2 separate regions of the Homo sapiens genome follow, and region 1 is linked to region 2. The links are chromatin loops, found by intact Hi-C in ENCODE. Cell type or tissue: psoas muscle. All regions are shown on one strand. Links, peaks and the distances in the headings refer to the core of each region. The heading gives the core; the rest is flanking DNA. Region 1 overlaps MEGF10 (multiple EGF like domains 10). Region 2 holds the start of MEGF10 (multiple EGF like domains 10).

Region 1 (10,787 bases), core at 5,147-7,646, 120 kb before region 2:
TGGGATTACAGGCGTGTGCCCCATGCCCAGCTAATTTTTGTATTTTTAGTAGAGATGGAATTTCACCATTTTGGCCAGGCTGATCTTGAACTCCTGACCTCAAGTGATCTGCCCGTCTCAGCCTCCCAAAGTGCTGGGATTATAAGCGTGAGCCACCATGCCTGGCCTAGGAGTTATTCTTGATAACTTCTTCTGCCTCATCACTAGAATTTAACCATTCTAACTCCAAAATATATTTTGAATCCACCCACATCCCTTTATCTTTACTGTCCTCATTCTGCTCCAGCCAATGCCATCTATCTCCTCACCTCCTGAACAGCCTTCCAACTGTGCTGCCCATCTCCACTCATGCCTTATCACCTAAAGAGTAAATCATATCATTCTCCTTCTTAAAACTCTGCAAAGGCTCCCCACTACCCTTAGAAAAAAATCCAGACTGTTTAATATAGCTACAGTGACTATACAATTTATTGTCTAAACCAGGGCATTTTTAAGAGTGAAGAGAGAGCTGCTAATAATTATACTAGGACAACAGGCCTAAACCAGACTATCCTTGTGAAACCTGATATACAATCACCCTAAATACAGCCCGTGGGGCCTCATCATCTGGCCACTGCCTACTCCTCAACCTCTTCTTTCATCATTATTCTCTCTTTATTGCTATGCTTGACCACATTGGATTTCTCCTAGTTTGTAAAAGCATCATTTTTTTTTTTCAATTTAGGGGCGTCCACATGGGCTATTCCATGTTCTTAGGATGCAGTTTCCTTACTCTCTGCCTATCTCTCTCCAGTTTGTCTTTCCAGTCTCAGCTTAAACATCCCTTCCTCAAAGAAACCTTCCCTGTCCACCCAAATTGAAGGTAGGTCTCTCCACTTACACTCTTCCTTACCACCCTGATCCTTCTTCCCATCTCACTTTTCACAATCTATAATTCTGTTTATTTTTCCAGTCCTTTAATGTCTTCTTTCTCTTCTACACTGTGAGTTCCAGGAGGGCCAGAATTAAATCTGTTTTGCCACCTTTCACGGGCACATGGTAGGCCCACAGTAAATGCAGATTGAATGAATAAGTGAAAATGCCACAGGTGATACACAGCGGATGTGACTCCAGGGATCTAGCTTTCCCACATTAATCTGCTTCTCCCTGACATCTCAGAGTCACTGAACAATGTTAAATTATCCTCAGTATATATGTATACAAAGGGGAAGATTTCCTCTAAAATTCGTTTTTAAAATGTCAAAGTCTTGGCTTAAAGGAAATAGCCATTAATCACAGAGAACAACTCATGAATGTCACCATGTTTGTGATGATATTGTAAGTGAACGCACAGACCAGGAGTCAGCATTTACTGGGCACTGAGTAAGTCTCAGCAATGTGCTGAGCACCATTTAGTTCAATCCTCACAGCCATCCTAGATGGTATGATCCCATTTTATAAATGAGAAAATAGAGGCCTAGAAAGGGTAAATTATTTATTCAAAGTCTCACACAGGTAGTGAGGCAGAATCAAACTTGAACCCAGGTTTGCTTTTATACCAAAGAAAAGGGAGGTTTGCTAACAGCCTGCTGAGGGGACCAGACATGAAGGACAATTGCTAAGATTTAGAATTTGGCACATATAAAGGGGTCAACAGGATCAGTAAAAACAAATATTGTACAAAAAACGGGAAATTTTTAAGTTTACTTCAGTAAGTCCTTACATTTGATAAAGGGAAAAGAAATATTTCAAGTGATAGATTGGTTTAAGTAGCCTACCTTATCTTAACATATTGTAAAACAAATGATATTTTTGGTAGAAAATATTACTTTACATTGAAAAGTAGAAAACAGTATTCATGGTGTAGACATAATGTTAAAGAAAATAGACAATTTGGATGACAATGAATTCAACAAAGCAAGAGGCAGGCTGAGAAATTGATATTCAATGCCCCCCAGTGAGTGTTAGTGCAGCACACTGGTTTTCAGACTGATTGACACCAAAATTAGTATTCTGCAATTTATAATTAGATGTAGGAAGCTAGAGCACTTTGGAGGCATTTGATGGGTTCTCATGCAGGCAGCTTAATTGGTAATGAGATTTACATGTTGTTGTAGAAGCAGCAGTTTGGAGGTTGAAGGGTGATATACTCATTACCTGTTTTCTGTCTAAAGAACAGATTGCTTTGTGTATATGAAAATAGGATTATACACATATGGGAATAGTTGTCATTTTATAAACACATATAACTATATACATATATTCCAGGAAACTGTTTAATAGTTGAATTACAACAAAAGTCCAATACTATATAATATTGGCTGAAACAGAGTCATTGAACTTCTTTTTATTCATTTCCTTAGATGTTATTAATGATCAAATATAATGACAATTACATGACATTTGCAAATAGGCACATCCGGATTGTCCATGGCTATTAAATGTCTTTATTACCAAAAGCAGTTAATCTATCTCTCTATATTGCATGTGGAATATTATTAAATCTCAAATTTTATTTTCTTGTTCAAAATCATTTCCACCATAACAGTTAGTTTTCAGTTGAAAAGTCCAGGTCACAGTGAATATCTTTAGGCTCAATAATACTGCTAAAGTTTGAAATACTAATATTACTTATAAATATATTTAAATTCATTTCAGCTCCATGATAGATTGCAAAATAAAAATGTCTACAAATTCTTTGCAACACCTCCCATCGAGAGGTGGGGTATGTTGAATCTGGACTTGGTTAGATGACTTGTCTTATCTAAAGGGGTATTAGCGAACATGACATAACCAAAGGCTTAAAAAGTGTATGTTGGGGGTCTGTACTGTCTTCTGTTTTAGAAACCAGTCACCATGTGAAAAAGCCCAGGCTAGCCTGCTAGATACTGGAGATGTGTGGCTCAGTCAGCCCCATCACCCAGCCAAATGCCAGACATGTGAGTGAGGATATCCAGGACCAATTAGCCTCCAGTTGATCTGCCAGCTGAACACAAGGAGACCAGCAGAAGAACCACCAAGTTGAGCCTAGCCCACATAGTCAAGCAAAAAATCATCAGTTAGTAAATAATTGTTATTTTACGTCATTGGGTTTGGAGTAGTTTTTTTGTTTGTTTGTTTGTTTGTTTTTTAATGCTGCAAAAGCTACCTGATACAAACCCTTACCCAACTATATGGCTAAAATATATGTCAATGTGTATATCCATAGAACTCAATATGTACCTAAAGACAATGTACATTATTAATTTACACTGTATTTGTTATCTCATTAATTATAATGGAAGGCTTTAGTATATCATAAATTATGTAACAGCAAGGCTCCACTTGCTTGATAAATGCTAATGTGAACAAACTAGACTTTCAATTAATACAAGGATTCTATGCCTTTTGGTTTGAAGGGACCTTGGGCTTCCAGGAGTTTTACACATAGAAGTTTAAGATATAAGAACTAGATAGATGGCTCCAATGATTAATTCAACAAGATAGAGTCATATAATCAACATTAAACTTGTTTTAATAGAAATTCGTAAAAGCTAATCTTTAAAAATACCTTTCATGATTTACAAAATCATGAAAAGACTGATTTTTTAAAATATTCGGATTATTTGGTATACAATATTAGACAGATTTTAGTGTTATTGATCTATGTAATTGTCAAAAAATGTCATGTACTTCTTTGTTAACACATATATGCTTAGGTACATATGACCTATGTCAAAATTACCACAGTATTGCCATCAATTAACTAATTCTCCACTTTGCACCTTGCCACTACTAATATGGTATCCAATTCCAACAAAACCAACATGCTCTCTGCTTCTCCAATTCTTCTCATAGCAGAGCTCTTCCTTTGCATAGATTTATTATTCCATTTGATTTCAGTTGTCTCTATGTACAACGGAACAGCACACTGGTGTAATGTTCTTAGTTGTCACTACATGAGGCTTACTTTTTGCTGCAATAAGACTTATACTGTAGGAAAGGGACCCAAATTCATGACTTGTCCCTAATCCTGCCAGCTCCTTAAATATTAGAGAGTTGAAAAATAAAACCCTGTGGAGATTATTCATTTTTATTCCCCCAAATATTTACGTAAACTTGTCAAGTAAAGAAAGGCAATATTTTCCAACGAAGAAAACCAAAGTTGACTAATATGGCTTACAAAGTTACTTGAATCATATTGAGAATACACTTCTTTCATATGTCCCACTAAAATGTATTACAGCACACATATGCGCGCACACACACACACACACACAGAGTGCAAACTCTATATTTTTGTTACTAACAATGGTTTAAAGAAGAGACCAACCACACGCTTTTGTTTACTTTTAAATTCTATGCATTTGGGATTTGATGTGGCTATGAGTTATCTTTCAGAAGTATAAATGAAGTAACAGCTGTGCTGAATGCAAATAAAGTAATTCTAGTAAGATCTGAACTGCTATATAACGCACTACATTTTTGTCAAACTCAGCTTTTCCAGCAGTCTGCAAAGGAGGCCCAGAATTCTAAGTTATGTGTATCTGGTCCCTGGGGGAGGGAAAGAAGAAACAGGGGTAAGAAGACATTTTCAGGGCAGACAAGGTACAGTAGGGTGGGTAGGATCGTGGTTTCCTGTTCTCAAATTCTTGGAGAGGTTTTTGAGCTAAAAGTCCCTTGTGAGTTCTATGTCAGAGTAATCAATTCGAAAAAGATATTTCACATGTGACAGCCACATGTGAAACACTTTCACAAAACTTCCACCAGTTCACTTCCTCTCTCTAGCCTTTTTTTTTCTTCCACAGATGTGCTGTCGAATAAAAGATGCTGCAGTAAGAATCACTTTTTGATATTTTTGCATACTAAATTTGGCTAAACTCCTTGTCTCTCATTGCATCTTTGCTTCTAAGGGAATGTCACAGAATCCCTTGCTTAAGGGAAAGTTCTACTAACCTCAGCAAATTTTGTTTTTATCAGTGGTCATTAATAGAGAATAGAATTTGCTATCCACCAGTAACCATTGAACAATTTTAGCACCTCAAATGTAGACCATCACACATTAAGTTAAAATGTCTTCCTTTTACTCGGCGATTCCTGCCCAGAGTAGCCTAGAGGCAGGAGGGGGCTTGGGGTGAGAATCACTCTATCAATCCCTCCTTCCAAATCCTGAAAACCAAGGTTAAAACTTTCACAGGACACGTCCTTCCAGGGGAAGCTGACACTCACCTATGAGTGTTTTCCAGGTGGCAGGGACACCGTTTGTCACATTTGATGCCGTAGAGCCCCTCAGGACACAGGCGTGCTTCGCAGCGCTCGCCAGCAAAGCCTGCTTCACAGAGGCATGCGCCGCTCACGTGGTAACACTTCCCTCCGTTGACACACTGGCAGGTCTCAGCACAGAGAACGCCATAGGTCCCAACAGGACACTCATCCTGGCACCTACCAAGCAAGAGGCAGGAGCAAGAAGAAAGATTAGTTAGTGCCATGTGAAAATAAACAGTTAATTTGGAATGGCTTTGTTATGCATAAATCGAAGCTGCTTTTTGCTCTTGCAATTATTTAGTGATTGTCCCATTACACGGATGAAAAGCGTTAAGATACATTACTCTGGCTACATATTGTAGTAACAGCAGCATGACCTGTAGAAAACAAAAACAAAACAAATAACAACAGCAACAAAATGAAACCAAAACAAAAATAGGAGCTTAGGACATGAGGCATGTTTACACTTAGTGCTTGCCAAAGTTACATAGCACTTTAGTAGATACTAAGAAAATGGGAAAAAAATTTTCAAATGTTAGTCCATAATTATGAAATTTCAAAACATACTTTCCCAATTCCAAAGAGAAAACTCTGTGTCAAATTTGAAACTAAATTTTAATTCTCTTGGCTTTTATGTGGACATTAATTTTTAATCTTAGCCACGTTTTTACTCTTACTTAAAGCTGAATGGTAATCATTCCTCCTCAGTTAGAAAGTTCTTTAACTAATAAGCCAAGTCCTCTTTAGATCTGGGAAACTCTGAGCTACCAAAATCAGACGTCCTCGATTCCAACATGGGAAGTGCCTGCCAGTAGGAAGGCTTGGAGTTTTCTAACACGAAATGTTTGGCTAGTGGGGTATTGCCCTCTGTTGGGAAGAAGGGCTGCCAAATGGCAAGGAGTAAAGATCAGCCCTCAAAAATTCACTTCATTATCTTTTTAAAAGTGGCATTGGAGCTCTGTCCAAGAGAAAGGATATGCTCTAGGTAAGACGAATGAGGTGGGAGCTGAGTTGCTAGAGGGAATCGAGATAGAAAAGAGAAAATGATCGCTCATTGCTCCATGGAAAGCACAAATAGTTCTTAGACTAGCCAAGTTTCTTTTTGACTAGGCCAGGTGACTGGCTCTCTGCAGCAGAAGGGGAGCTTTCTGCCAAGGGAAGGAGACAGGGCTTTGCCCAGCCGAGCACTTGCCGCAAGAAGGGTACACTTTGTCTCGGCAGCCACTTCCCATGTGGCTCTCAAGTCAGGCCAGAACCAGAGTCAGAAATGTAGGTCAGCCTTGCATTTTTTAGATCTGTATCATGTGAGCAGTAAGGCATAATAACAAATTCAAGCACACTTAAAAGAAGCAGAAAAGAAACATACTTCAAAGAAATAGTGTTTCCACAAAACTTTGCATATTTTTAATGATAGGGTGCAACAAGTAACAATACCAGGGTGGGAGGAATTCTATTTTAGTGTAGAGGACAAATCTTGATACTTTTTTTTGAGACAGGGTCTGCCTCTATCACCCAGACTGGAGTGCAGTGGTGCCATCATAGCTCACTGTAACCTCGAACTCCTGGGCTCAATTGACCCTCCCACCTCTGCCGCCTGAGTAGCTAGGACCACAGGCACTCGCCACCATGTCAGGCTAATTTTTAAATTTTTTGTAAAGATGAGGTCTTGCTATGTTACCCAGGCTGGTTTCAAACTCCTAGACTCAAGTGATGCTCCCGCCTCAGCCTCCCAAAATGTTGGGATTATAGGAATGAGCCACTTGGACCAGCCCTTTCGATGCTTTTCTGGTTACCTCTGGCTCTAGCATATATTTAATGTGATGGAGACAAGGAAAAGAATCTCATGTAAATTTAGTTTCACAGATTCTAGACATCTTCAGGTGTATTTGTTAACAGGTAAAACCTTCAACTGCTCAACAAACCATTAGAAAAGTTATGGAGTAATTGACCTAATACTCAGCATAAAATAAAACGTGTGCCTAAAAGTTATACATGGGTACACCTATTTTTGGACCAGAGTGTATTTTTAAAAGGTGCTCTTTATTTTTAACCTCTAAGAAGCTTCAATAAGCTAAGTCATTTAGTTTCTTCCTTAAAGATGTAAACTTTAAGGAAATAAATGCTTAAGTACAATAATGTGGTCTCATTATGGCTCCTACTGAAGGCTGTCAGGACAACTTTTCAACCTGTCTGTTAGATTTTCTTGCAAGTCAGTTCCAAAAGGAAAAAGGTAAAGATAAATAATATCATTTTCTGTCTCCTAAAAGGATTTGAAAACAAACCCAAATGTTAAGTTTTAAACTATCTTCATTATTTCAACTTGGTAAAAAGCACAGCTTTAAAAGTGGTTGAAAGTAGTATAGATCGGAAGCCTGGGAAATTATCTGTTACCAAATTACAGGGAACCAGTGTGTATATTTTATCATATCTTGGCAGAGACTTCCTTTCTCAGGAAAAATAAAATCTATAATAGCTGGCCTTGACCCACATTTACCTTTCTAACCTACAATTAAACACACTACTAGTTTGCATTATAAATATAAAACAAAAAGTCCTATTTGAATGTTACTTACTAAAGCAGCCATTATTTAAGCTGGATTCATATTCCCATTTTATGTTTTGTCAATGTTGCACTTGTAGGACAATCCTGTTAATAATAGTTATGTCTACTTCTATCTGCCAAAGGAAAATGGTAGGATATCTTTCTAGAAGTATATATTCTCCATCTTGAAAATAAACATAATCATGAAATAGCTGATGCCTGTCTGATTGGCTGCATTAAAAGTCTTTATCAAGCAGTTTTATCTCCTTCTTGGTCTCTTTATCTTCAAGAAGCACCATTTCCCAACAAATTTTATGCCCTTAATGCTGCTTCTGCGGTTCCAAATGGAACAGAAGCTCTCAAAAATCAGTGAAATAGGAAATGCATTTTCTTAGGACAGATAGCAGAAAAGTAATAAAGATATAGCAATAAATATCAGCCACAGTAGACATATGGAAATTTGGGGTTTCCAATTTTTTTACATTTCAAGTAATGTCCTGGAATTGGTAAGAATGGATAAGCATTAAGTAGAGATAAAGTATTAACACATCAATTCCCAAAACCAGTGAGGGTCATAGACTGGTTTTAATATTGTTTCTATTATTATGTTGTATGTCATTGTGAACTTAAGGAAAAAAGTAAGTGAGTTAACGTGTAAGGGGTGACAGGTACCGCTTTCACCCCTGACCTTCTGTGCATGTCCTTCCCTAGAGTGATTTGAATAGTTAGGCCAAACCATGATTTAGTGTGAAAGAATCACATTCTTCATTAAACCTGGAATCTACGAATCAGCTGCCTACCTTTCTAACATCCGGAACTGCTGCTCTGGGGGAAATGTAAAAAGCACTGGGAAAGAGCCAACATCTCCACGCTCCTAGACACAGGAAAGAGCTCCTCCATTGACGACCAATGCTGCATTCCCCCAATTCCTGTCTATAATTTTTGACTTCACCTCCTTTCACCCACATTTATCTTCACCTTTAGGGTACTATGGAACACAGACTTGGCAGAGCTGTTTTGGACTTCACCTTAACAGAGTTCATCACTGAGTCATGCATCCCTTCATCCAGCTAATACTCACTGAGCACCAATCATGTGCATGGGCCCCTAATAGGCTGTCGCAGGGCCCAGAGTGATCCTACGGCAGCACTATCGGCATTCGAAACTCTTTTAACCCCTTCAGAAGGTGTTTTTTAAGGATCTGGAAACCATTGTCTCTTCACTCTTACTTGACTGTGTCATGTTACATTTACTCACCACAATATCCTCTCAACCTTTCCACAAACCCCAAAGCCTTTTATTTGGGCAATCTATGCACTACTCTGCCAGCCTACAGGGTGTCTGTTTGGATTTTTCTTATTTCTCTCTGGCGGGGAGGACTGTCCCCACATCCTGGGAATTCTGTGCAGGCTCCTAGGGCCAGCAGCCCTCTGCCCTAACCTCACTGATCAAATTTCACTGACTTCTCAAAACAAGGGAAATGGCAAATTAAGACCCCAGCCTATCAAGGCCTTTCTCCCCACACCTCCCGCCACAGACTGACTCATGGCCATTCGTTGTTGTCCTTTCATAGTGACAAATGTGTTTGTTGTGTACATGTGTTAACTATAGAGCCCAGACAGGGATAACAGCTGAAAACAGGAATCATGTCACTGGCTCATCAGAAAAACAATAGTTACAAGAGCAGCAGGTCGAGAAGCAAGTTCTCTCTTTACTTCCCTTCTCTTTCTCTGGCCCCTGGCCTTCCTTGGCTCAAATGTAAAATTCATCTGAAAATTAACTGTTATTCCCTTTCCCTGTACTCCAGATGAAATAGGTATAAGCTCATTTGCCTTGTATGTTTATTGTTCTTGTGCTACCTCTAATTTGAAATTTAAATCCCTAGAGGGCAAAAAAAAATTATATTGCCATTTTAGTGGCCTAAAATATGACAAGAAACTATTATTAAGATAGTGCTTGGTCTTGTGTCTCCCTTACCCCAACTCATTTTTCTATAATAAGATGTTAAATGGATCCAGAAATTATCTAACAGCCTAATCTATCCAAAATACAACCTAAAACCAGGATGTCAGTTACAAAATCTGAGTAGTCCAATTACATGTTATAAAAACTGTGTACTAAGGATGTCAATAATTCATTGCATGAAAAATTAAAGGAAAAATATGTAATTATATTAGCAAAAGAAAAAAAGGCATTTAATGAAATTAAGCAGCTACTATTAACAAAATTTTTAATTAAAAAAAGGGATTTAAAAAACTACTTAAGAATGAAGAAAATAATTTACTAAATACCAATAGCAAACATGAGACTATACTGAAGCCATTCCAATAAATTTGGAAACAAGACAGGGATTTTTACTTTTACTGCTGTTTGTCAACATTAATTTGGAGGCTCAAATTTATGCAATAATTCAAGGAAATGAAATAATCATTATACATATTGAAAAGAAAAGACTAACTTATGTTTATTTGTAGATGATATGATAGTATAACTAAATAACTCCAGAGTTTGCTAAAAACAACATTAAAATTACCTTGAAAGTTTGGTAGTATGAATAAATTAAAAAGTAAATAGTCAAAAGCAAGTTTTTCTTCAACCAGAAATATCCAATTACAGGCAGAAATGAAATTTTAAAAAATTACAAAATACTCAGAAATAAATTTAATAAGAAAGTACAGGGTCTAAGTTGGAGGCAGGAGGCAACAAACATGACAGTATCTTATTAAAAGTCATAAAATTAGACCAAGATTTAGAAAGAGAAAAAATAAGGGGAAAAAAGTTGAGGGAATTCTTAATTCAAAGACATCATAAAAAATAATGATAGCTAATATTTATGCAGCTTGTAAACAGCACTCAAACTGATAATCACTAGTATTTACATAGTTCATAGAAATTGCTCTAGAATAATAAAATCTGATAAGTTCCAGGGCTGTTTTAAATGTTTTAACACACTAACTTATTTAATCCTTACAACCCTAGAGAGAAGCACAATTATTATTAGGATGTTACAGACAAAGGTGTT
Region 2 (10,787 bases), core at 4,318-6,817:
TATTTTCATTATTACAAAAAAGTGAATGGGAAATGGGAAAATTAAAAGCCTAATAGTAATTATGAGAAGTGTTTGTCTCATAAACTAAGTAAGACAAAGGTAGAAGTTATTAGACATGCCAAAAATGGCAAATCTTTTCATCTGAATCAGACATTTATTGAACTTGAGCTGGTCAACTGTTATTGAAATGAGGAGAAAATAACCAAAATTGTGTAAAGTTTAAAGAAAGAAAAATTAGAAAATGGAGTATACACTGAATGCTGTGTCTAAATAGCAAGATATAATTAGAGATTTCATAATATATTTGGCTTTCTATGGCCAGAATCCCCTATAATATGTAGGCTTTTATACAATCTTCAGACCTATTTTCAGGAATGTGTCCTTTCAGGAAAGAAGGAAAGACAGTATTGAACCAGTCACCATGTTTCTGATCAAATACAAAAACAGAAGCAGAAGTGTTTTATAAATGGAAAAGCACAGAGCAAAGTTGGTTTTTATTGGCATTGGCACTTCCTTTCCAGTGCTCTGACACGTCATTCCAAAAACCAAACCAAAACCATCCTAAAGGATAAGCTCAGCTCTTCATTATACTGCCTGCAATAATGTTCAACATGTAACATTAATTCAGTGGCATTTGGTGTTTCATAAGTCCTCTTAGGATATTCTGTCTTGTCCTTTTTCTACTCCAAGTTATTTATTATTATTATTATTATTATTATTATTATTATTATTTGAGACAGAGTCTCACTCTGTCACCCAGGCTGGAGTGCAGTGTCGCGATCTCAGCTCACTGCAACCTCTGCCTCCCAAGTTCAAGTGATTCTTGTGCCTCAGCCTCCCAAGTAGTTGGGATTACAGGTGTGTGCTACCACTCACGGCTAATTCTGGTATTTTTAGTAGAGACAGGATTTCGCCATTTTGGCCAGGCTGGTCTAGGATCCCTGGCCTCAAGTGATCTTCCCACCTCAGCCTCACAAAGTGCTGGGATTACAGGCGTGAGGCACCATGCCCAGCCCCACTTGAAGTTATTAACTTCCTAGGCTATGTCTAGCCAAACTGGAAATTCCCAACTGGCTTTTCCACACCCTCCATATGTATACAATACTGTCCCAACCACTTTGTCTGCTAAGAAAATGTTGACTATCATTCATCCATTTACTTTTCTCCAACATTCTCTAGGCATTTATTCCATAACTACTATGGGCCAGCCACTTGTATAAGAGCTTACAATAAGGAATGATGAACTCACCAATCTGTTAGGGATAAACATTCAGATAATAAATATGGCTGATACAATGTGATTATGCTATATTAAATCTATCCACAAGAATGGGAACTCGCATGAGATATCGCTAAGTTTATGAGATAATTGGGAAAAACTTCAGAGGGAAAGTCTTCAAAGGGATTTGAATAGTGTCTTAAAAGATGAATGGGTGGTAAGTGGTTGGTTAGACAGGAAAGAGGGTCAAAGACATTTTCAGAGGAAGGAACAGCATATACAGCTGGGTCATGGAAGAGTGAAAGTGCACAGCGTATTCTTGAGATAGTAACAAGATCAAGATCAGTGGGAGCTGGAGAGCTGGGGACCAGAGAAGCAGAAAATAACCCTGAGAAGTGCTGCAAAGGTGGTCTTGTGTATAGCGGTAAGGAGGTGAGACTTTATGCTGTAAGCCAGTGTTTCTCCAAATGTGATCTGACGTCAGCTTTACCAGGTTCACCTGGAGATCTCAAAATGCAGATTACTGGCCCTTACTTCTGGGGTGAAGCCCTGGAATCTATATTTTCAACATGCACCCAGGTAACACTGACATTCACCATCCAGAGAGCTGCCAAAGATTTTTAAACAAGGGAATAACATGATCAGATTTGCATTTTAGAAATACACTATTAAACCAAGCAGACAATCACAAAGAAGGTAAATTCACTGCTGCTAAATGAGCATGTGACTTGAGTTTTGCATTAGAATCACCTGGGGAACTTGTAAAAATGCAGACTTCTCACAACTCACAGAAGACTTACTACTTCTAAATCAAGGCAGAAGGGATTAGGGTTTGTATAGTTTGAACCATACAAAATTGCCATTTATTTAGGTCAAAAATGGTCAAATATCAGCAATTTCTCATAGTTCACTCTAATATTTTAACAAATCTCCCCACTTCATGCTTCTGGTATAAACCAAAGTCTGAGAATAGTGAAAGACAGACAGAGATAAACGCTTTTCCCTTTTCATTAATTATCGATGTTGTTACTCACTTTGATGAATATGCAAAGATGGAAGTAACGTAATTTATGTACCTAAAACAAATGTTAAAAGAGAAAAGTGGGGGTTCAAAAACAGCCACCAATGAAGTAAGGCAGCTAATTTAAGGATTTTGGAGCCAGAAGGAACACTGGAGGTTATTCTACTCTTTCCCCACCTCTCAACACAAGTTTATACATAATAAAACTGATGCCTAAATGGAGAAAAGCAATCTGCTTGAGGTCATAGGGAATATTTTGTTCAATTTCTCAATGATACGTGCTTTTTATGTGCTCTTATGAGCATTTTAACAGGTATGGAAATTGTGTAGCTAAAAATACTTGGGATTTAATTTATAGAGTGCTAGGTCACACACTTGAAATGGGAGGAGGCACATAAAGCCAATACTCATGCATAGCCATTTTTAAAATATAAAACCTAAAACAGTGCTTGACATGTAATAGATGGTTAATAAATACTTACTGAACAAATGAGTGACCTCTAAAAAATAGGTTAAAGAAAGTATATTAATGTAAAGGATTTCCAAGGAGGTATACAGGCTGTGAACTGAGTGTAGATTTCCCACCTCCTCACCTGTTCCAAGTAGTCTTTGGTGCCCATCCATGACCCACCACCCTATAAATTCCAGCTCTGCCATATACACCTTTATTTTTCCAACTGAAAGTGCCACAACAAAAAAGCAATACAAAGATCATGTCTGAGCTAAGTTTGACAATAGGTGGTAGTGAAGCTTACAGATGAGCACAGTCTTCAAAGTCCATCCAAATAGGAATAATAGCTAACACTTACTGACAGCTAATAGAAGCTATACTAGAGGGATACAACAATAGTTAATGCTAGCTATACAATAATAATAAAGCTAATTTGTGCCTACTATGTGTCAGGCTTGTTAGTCCTTCACATGCATTAACTTACTTAATCCCTTTAACAATTGTCTGATGTAAGTGCTATTATTATCATTTTGATTTTACATATGTGGATAAACAGATTAAGTAACTTACCCCAAAATCACAGAACTGAAAAGTGGCAGAGTTGTGAGCTGAACCCAGGCTGGCGGGTGCCCAGAGTTTACCAACTGAACTCTTTGAACTCTCAGTGGTAAAATTAAAAGTTCCCTGCAAGCTGACCTCTTGGAGCACTCGTGTCAGGAAGATGACATTTCTGGATAATATAAATTGGCCCCAGTATTTCTGTCCATAAGGAATGAAGCATTTTTATTTGGGAACCCTATACACAAAGTGAGACCCAGGATATAAAGGAGTAAGGCAAGAAGAACAAGAAGAAATGTCATTCTCTTCTGCCTTGGCACAGCATGGTTATCACAGCCTAAGAACAATAATAATGGCTAATTTTGGCTAATAAGATCTCCAACTTTGACTTTCTCCTAAATAATGTGGGTCCTTGCGTGAGGATATTTTCTAAAGAAGCAGCAAAGATATTGCCATCATTCATTTGCTCAGTGGTGTCACTAAGAAAAATACTTCCAGAAAGAAAATTAAGGCCAAAACACTTCCTTAAACCAGGCGTAAAAGTCCTCTAACAAGGAATTTAAAAGAAAAAGATCAACACCGGATTTATCTTTCTTAAGTAACTATCACTTGAAAAACCGTCCCTCCCAGCACTCCTTAAGGAGCCAAGCATACTGACAAGGCCCCTTTGGTCTAAGACTGCGACCTCACACCCCTACTGATCGCTGAGAACTCAGGAAAGGGGAGCATCCCGCCAGCCTAGAGCGTTATCTGCACAATCTGAATACCAAGGACGGGAGAAAGAGAAGTTTAGAAAACAGTGAAGATCCCAGAAAGGAAGTTCAACTGACCTAGAAGAAAGGGCCCAGCTGAAACTGCCTTTCAAGCTCAGTCCGATTCCCCACAAATCTCCCTACATCCAGCTATATCGCCCGGCAAAATGAAACAAACACAAGGTAAGGCAATACAAGGGCAGGAATTATGCAAAATAAAATGCGTAATGAGGATGTCTCTCCATCAAAAATACTCCAGGATTTTCCTACACAATCCCATGTAACAAAACCAAATGCAAACAACAATAAACCCTTAAGAAGCGCATGAACAACGCAGACTGAGCCCATCTCGCCCCACCTCACGCCGCACCCCGGTACCCTGGCTAAGGAAAATGTGACCCCCGCCCATGAGAAGCCTTCCGGCGTCCGGCCAAGGTCCAGGAGCCGCCGGAGTTGAGTTTGCCCAACTCTTACCCAGGTCCAGAGATCTTGAGAATCGCAGCGCAACCTTTTCTCCCCGGTCTTCACCCAAAGCCAGCCAAGACACAAAATCTGTTCCAATCAACGCGGTTAGCGTCCAAGCAGCGTCCCAGAAGAAAGCAATCTTTGGGAGTCTTCTTTCAGGCGTAAAGGTGGAGAAGCGGGAAAGAGGAACGTCTCAACGCGTTCCCAGTCGCCCAGTTTTGCGCACCGGGAAAGTACTTGCTGCAAACTTGAACAAGGTTTTCTCTGTCTGGCCCGAGATGCTGGAGGGGGTGGGGGCGGGTAACCCGAGCCGGGGCCGGGATTCGAGCAGTTGCCGCTGCTGCAGCTGCTGCTGCCGGGGCAGTGGCCGCTGGGGGGTTGTCGCTTGGCGCCGCGCGCAGTCCCTAGCGCAACATGCAGGATCTTCCCGGCCTGACTGCTGCACCTCGATCGTGAGTCGCCCCTGCCTGAGCGGCTTCCACCGCCTGGTGGGTGACCCCGCCAAAGGCCTGGTCGCGAAGTTAGCAAATGTTGGGGTCACCGCAGGGGGTGACCGAAGGGGTGTCAGAGTGGGTGCCCGCCTGATTCCCAACCCACGTTGGGTGCAAGTCCCTCGGCAGAGTCCCTGGGAGGTGTTCTAGACCCTCTGTAAGGATTTGTGGGACGGTGGCCGGCGCCCGAGCGGCCAACTGGAGTGGACGGCGGGTCCTCAGTGGTGTCAGGGGAGAAAGCGCAAAGGTGGGACCCAGAAAGGATGGTGATTAAGCCGTGCCAGAGAATGTGATGTGGCAGCAAAGTACATGGAAAGGTGGGGCGGGGAGGTGAAGGCAGAGGGTGGAGGGTGGGATAGTCTGCTTTACCATGGAGGGGCGGAGAGAGAACTCCCCGGACGCGCAGGAAAATCCCCCCAGGTCCTCGGAGGCCTCGCGCGGCAATTTATTGGGGAATGGCTCCCTCTGCCGACTCGCCGAGGAGGCCCCGGGAGGCCCAGTGATGGAATGTTAAAACCATGAACGGGCTTTTCCATTTGTGGGTTAGACAGGACATGAATTCTGGAATCTGCTTCTCTGACTGTCCATCTTCCTCTTCCAGACTAAAGAGTTTTCCAGCTTTTACAGGACCCCAAAAGATACAAATTTGACTGCTGCAAAGTTCTTTCTTGTGTCGTTGAATTCTATCCCCCTCTCCCCACAAAAAAACAAAAACAGGTTTAAGCCCCATAACCACTCCAGGTAACCATCTCCTACCAGGCTTCTCTTCCTCCCATTAATAAGAACTCTTTCTTTTTAGAGAGACTTCAAGAGCGTTCGAGTCCCTACTCAATAACGCTCCTGGAAAATAGTACAGACTCCATATTATGTTTGAGTGAATAAATGAATGGAATGAATGAACATAGATATGTTTGAAGCCCCTCACCATCCTCTTTACTCTCCCTGGAAATACACAGGGGAAGACTGTTTTGGTGTTTGTTTATTTGTTTGTTTAGCAGTCATCATTGCCCCTTCTCTGGTAACAGTACCTCCATTTTTCTTTGAGATACCATCCCTGCCACAAGGACAGCAGTCTGGGTGGAAGGTCAGTCAGGATGGTCCAGCTTTTCCCTGTCCAGAAGAGAGCAACTGACCTCAGCTAAGCCCCTCAGGCCCTCTCTGCCAGGAGTTGGAACTTTGATCTGGGCAGCACAGGCACAAATAATTCTAGAGGTGATTAATCCATATGGCTGTTTTCTAAGGAAATTGGCTGTTAGTTCATGCCACTTATTACCCAAAGATATTTTGCTTTATGAAACTTGGTTGCCCCACTTTCCTTTTAATTTTTTAATCAACTTTATTGGGGGATAAGTTACATTCCATATATTACACTCATATTAATTATACAGCTTCATGAGTTTTGAATAATGTACACACCCATGTAACCACTGCTTCAATCAAGATAATGAACAATTCCATCACCTCAGAGGGTTGTCTTGCACCCCTTTAAAGTCAACTTCTATCCCACCTCATATTTGGCCCGCTTAGCTGTTTTCTGTAACTACAGATTAGATTTGTCTTTTCTAACATTTCATATGAATGGAATCACTTACATATTCCTTTGTGTCTGACTTCCTTCACTCCACACAATGTTTTTGAAACTCATTAATGTTGTGCCTGTATCTGAAGTTTGTTCCTTTTTATTGCTGAGTAGTATTCCATTGTATGGATATACCACAATTTGTTTGCCAGTTTACCAAATGATGGACATTGGGGATGTTTTCAATATGGGGTTATTATGAATAAAGCTGCTAGGAACAATCTTTAACAAGTCCTTTTGTGGACATACATTATTATTTTTCTTATCTTACAGGAGTAAAATTATTATTACAGTAACTGTGTGTTTAACTATATAGAAAGATGAACTGCTTTCCAAAGTGGAAAACATTTTACATTCTCACCAGCAAGATATGATAATTGCTTCACATCCTCATCAACACTGGGTAGTTTCTGTCTTCTTATTTTTGCCATTCTAGTAAGTATATAGTGGTATCACATCGTGGTTTTAATTTGCGTTTCCTTACTGACTAATGATGGTGACCATAAAAGATGTTTACCAGCTTTTCATGTGCTCTCATGCCACCTGTTCTTTGATAAAGTGTCTGAATTTATTGCCCAATTTTTAATCAAGTCTTTGGATTCTTATTATTGAGTTGTAGGAGTTCTTTATATACCAGGCATTTGTTAGATATGTATATAACCAATATACACTCCCAGTCTGTTTCTTGTCTTTCAATTTCTTAATAGTGTCTTTCAAACAGCAGTTTTTAATTTTGATAAAGTCCAGTTTATCAAGCGTGTTTTTGTGTGTGTGTGTTGTACTTTTAGGTTTTACATAAGTAATCTTTGCTTACCCCAAGGTCATGAAGATTTTCTATGGCTTCTTATAGAAGTTTATAGTTTTAGCTGTTATATTTAGGTCTACAATCTATTTGATGTTAACCTTTGTGTATGGTATGAAGTAAGGGCTGAGGTTCATTATTGTCTACATGGATATCCAGTTGTTTTGGCACCATTTGTTGAGAAGATTATCTTTTTTCCCATTGAGTAACTGGATACCTTTATTGAAAATCAATTGGCCATAGATGAGTGAGTCTATTTCAGGATTCACTCATTATTCCTTTCATTTGATCTATATTTCTATTCCTATGCCAAAACCATACTGTTCAGATTGCTATAACTTTATAATAGGACTCCAACTTAGATGTAATAAGTCTTCCAACTGTGCTTTTATTTTTTTTCAAAATTTGTTCAACTCTTCAGCTTTTGTTTTTGTTTTTATTTGGTTTTCATCTTCCATGTAAATTTCAGAATTTGCTTGTCAATGTTTTAAAAATTCACTTTTCTAATTGAGAGTGCCTTGAATCCATTGATCAATTTAAGGAGAACTGACATAAAAATATCGATTCCTCTAACCTATGAACATTTATCTCTCCATTAATTTAGGTATTCTTTAATGTTTCTCAGCAATATTTTGTAGCTTTGAACATGGCAGTATTACACACAATTTAAAAAATGAATCCCTAAGTATTTTATTTTTAATATTTCATAAATGGAATTATTTTTGAGTTCTTGTTTCCAATTGTTCATTGCTAGTATGGAGAAATACAGTGGAATTTTGTGCAGTACCCTCACATTTTGCAACATGGCTAAATTTACTTATTCGTTCTAGTAGTTTTTCTTTTTCAGTTTGCTTAGGATTTTCTACATGCTCTGCTTCTTTTATTTATTTGTCTTGCCTTATTTCACTGGATAGGATGCCCAGTACAACATTGAATACAAATGCTAAAATTTAGTATCCCATCCTTGTTGCTCATCATAAACCAAAGCAATCTGTCTTGTACCATTAAGTAGGATGTTAGTTGTAAGTTTCATTAAACTCCCTTTATTAATTGAGAAATTCCTTCTATTTATAGTTCACTAGAAATTGTTTATTTTACCATGAGTGACTATTTAATTTTGTCAAATGTTTTTCTGTATCAGTTGAAATTATTATACGGTTTTTCTCCTTTTTTCTGTTAGTTAACTGAACTGCTTATTAAACTTGCCTTGCATTCTTGGGTTAAAGCTTACTTGGTCCATGTAATGTATTATATATTTGATATACTGTTGGATTTGATTTGCTAAAATTTGTTCAGGATATTTGTGTCTATACTCATTAAAATTATTGGTCTGCATTTTTATTTTCTTGTTATCTCTTTGATTAGAAGTTCATCAATTTTTAAAAATCAATTCAAAGGATCAGGCTTTAGTTTCATTGATTTTTTTCTATTACTTACACATTTTCTACTTTGTTGATTTTAGCTCTTACCTTTACTATTTCCTTCCTTCTATATACATTAGATTTATTTTTCTCTTCTTTTTTCTTTAATTTCTTAAAGTCAAATTTTTGCTTATTGATTTTTAGATTTTTTTCTTATACAAGCATTTAAAATTATAAACTCCTCTCTAATAATTACTGTAACCATGTTCCACAAATTTTGATAACCTGTTTATATAGTTCAAAATATTTTTTCTTTAACCCATAGGTTATATAGAACACTGTAATTTAATTTCCAAATTTCAGGGAATTTTTTAGGTATTTGTTTTATTGATACATAATGTTTTACATATTTGCAGAATTCATGTGAAAATTTGTTACATGCATAGAGTATGTTACAAGGGGAGCATCTCGGGTATTCATCACCTTGAGCATTTATCATTACTATGTGTTAGGAACATTTCTAGTCCTCTCTTCTAGCTACTTTGAAATTACAACACATGGCTGCTAACAATAGTCACCCTTCTCTGCTACTGACCATTAGAACCTACAACTTCTATCTAACTGAATATTTATACTTATTAACCAACCTCTCTTCAGGTCTCCCTCTCACTCACACACTCTTTCCAACATTTGGTATCCATTATTTCACTTTCTACCTTCAAAAGATCAACTTTCTTAGCTCCCACATATGAGTGAAAACATGTGATATTCCTCTTTCTGTACTTGGCTTATTTCACTTAATGTCCTCCAGTTCCATCCATGTTGCTGCAAATAACACGATTCCAATTTTTTATGGCCGAATAGTATTCCACTTTGTGTATATACCACGTTTTTTAATCCATTCATCAATTGATGCATGCTTACATGGATTCCATCTCTTTGCTATTATGAATAGTGCTGCAATAAGCATGGGGCACAGGTATCCTTCTGATACATTGATTTCACTTCCTTTGATTAAATACCCAGTAGTGGGATTCAGATATATTTTTATTTATTTTAATTTAATTTTATTACAGCCAGCAAGAATAGTTCATCTTATTTCACTGCTTTTAAATGTGCTGAGACTTGCTTTATGGCAAAAATATGGTCTTTCTTGGTGAATGGTTCATGTGCACCTGAAAACAATGTACAACTGCTGCTGCTATTGGGTAGATTGTTCTAAAAATGTCAACTGGGTCTCATTAGTTGACACTGTTCATCAAGTCTTCTATTTCCTTACTAATTTTTACTATCTTTATTCTGAACACTACAACATAACTAATGCAATCTTAGATTAAGTAGACTTTTTTGTTGGTGGTAACTATATCACTCTGTTAACATAGAATTTATAATCTACTAAAATTCCAATTATTTTTCATATTTGCTATTAATCTTGACATCTTAAAATATTATTTGTATTTTTAGTTGAGAATTTCATAGTAATATTATAAGACTATTCATTTAGGTCTATCAAATTCCATTTTTGTATATGCAGTCCATCTTTAGAACCTGTCAAGGGCTTGGTGGAGCTAACTCTTTTCCTAGTATATTAGCTAGGCAGGTTGAAATCATGATATTGGGAATTGATCAGAAAGCCACGATGCTCTTGAACAAATAATTATTAGACATGTAGAAGCAGATAGAAATAAAATGCATATTCTAACGGAGACTTTCCTCTCCATTTATATTTATTCACATCCTGTAGTACAGTCATTCAACTGCTGATAAATTCTACAATTCTATTATTACATCCAGTCTGCTTTCTTCATCTGATCCACAAGGATTTTATGAGATATTTTTTCAATTACCTTATAAATCCAGAGATATTCTCATTTGTTCCATTTACCTGTCTGCTAATATTTTGAATAAAGAAAACTAAGTCACCCTACCAGTTCTACCTCTTAGCAAACAAGATTGGCTTCTTATACCCATAATTTCCTTTCAGTAGTGCTCTCAAATTATGCTTCTAAATCTATGATTTAAAAGCTTGCTTAGTTACAGCAATAGACTAGAGTTCACAGAGTTTACCTTCTTCCCACTTAAAAAAAT

The links. Peaks named below come from ENCODE experiments on the same cell type or tissue, not always from the same donor. Only the 100,000 strongest peaks of a DNase experiment are listed, where the experiment ranks them.
Region 1: a loop joins it to region 2, with 2.7 times the contacts of the local background. A loop is called at or near these places in 3 of 110 quality-filtered maps.

The regions. Positions count from the first base shown.
Region 1 is chr5:127,405,002-127,415,788 of GRCh38, reverse strand. MEGF10 (multiple EGF like domains 10) reads right to left here. Exons shown (of 25, transcript NM_001256545.2): 9 at 5,188-5,400. Among named protein-coding and RNA genes, the nearest start is that of PRRC1, 110 kb to the left of the region's middle. In psoas muscle, for the core only: no CTCF peak of the experiment used is centred there; a DNase peak (open chromatin) is centred at 6,418; H3K4me3 peaks cover 1,472 bases; H3K27ac peaks cover 1,904 bases.
Region 2 is chr5:127,284,745-127,295,531 of GRCh38, reverse strand. MEGF10 (multiple EGF like domains 10) reads right to left here and starts at 4,736. Exons shown (of 25, transcript NM_001256545.2): 1 at 4,476-4,736. LOC105379199 reads left to right here and starts at 4,796. Exons shown (of 4, transcript XR_007058921.1): 1 at 4,796-4,954. In psoas muscle, for the core only: a CTCF peak has its summit at 5,440 (motif pointing left); DNase peaks (open chromatin) are centred at 4,841 and 5,401; H3K4me3 peaks cover 1,219 bases; H3K27ac peaks cover 435 bases.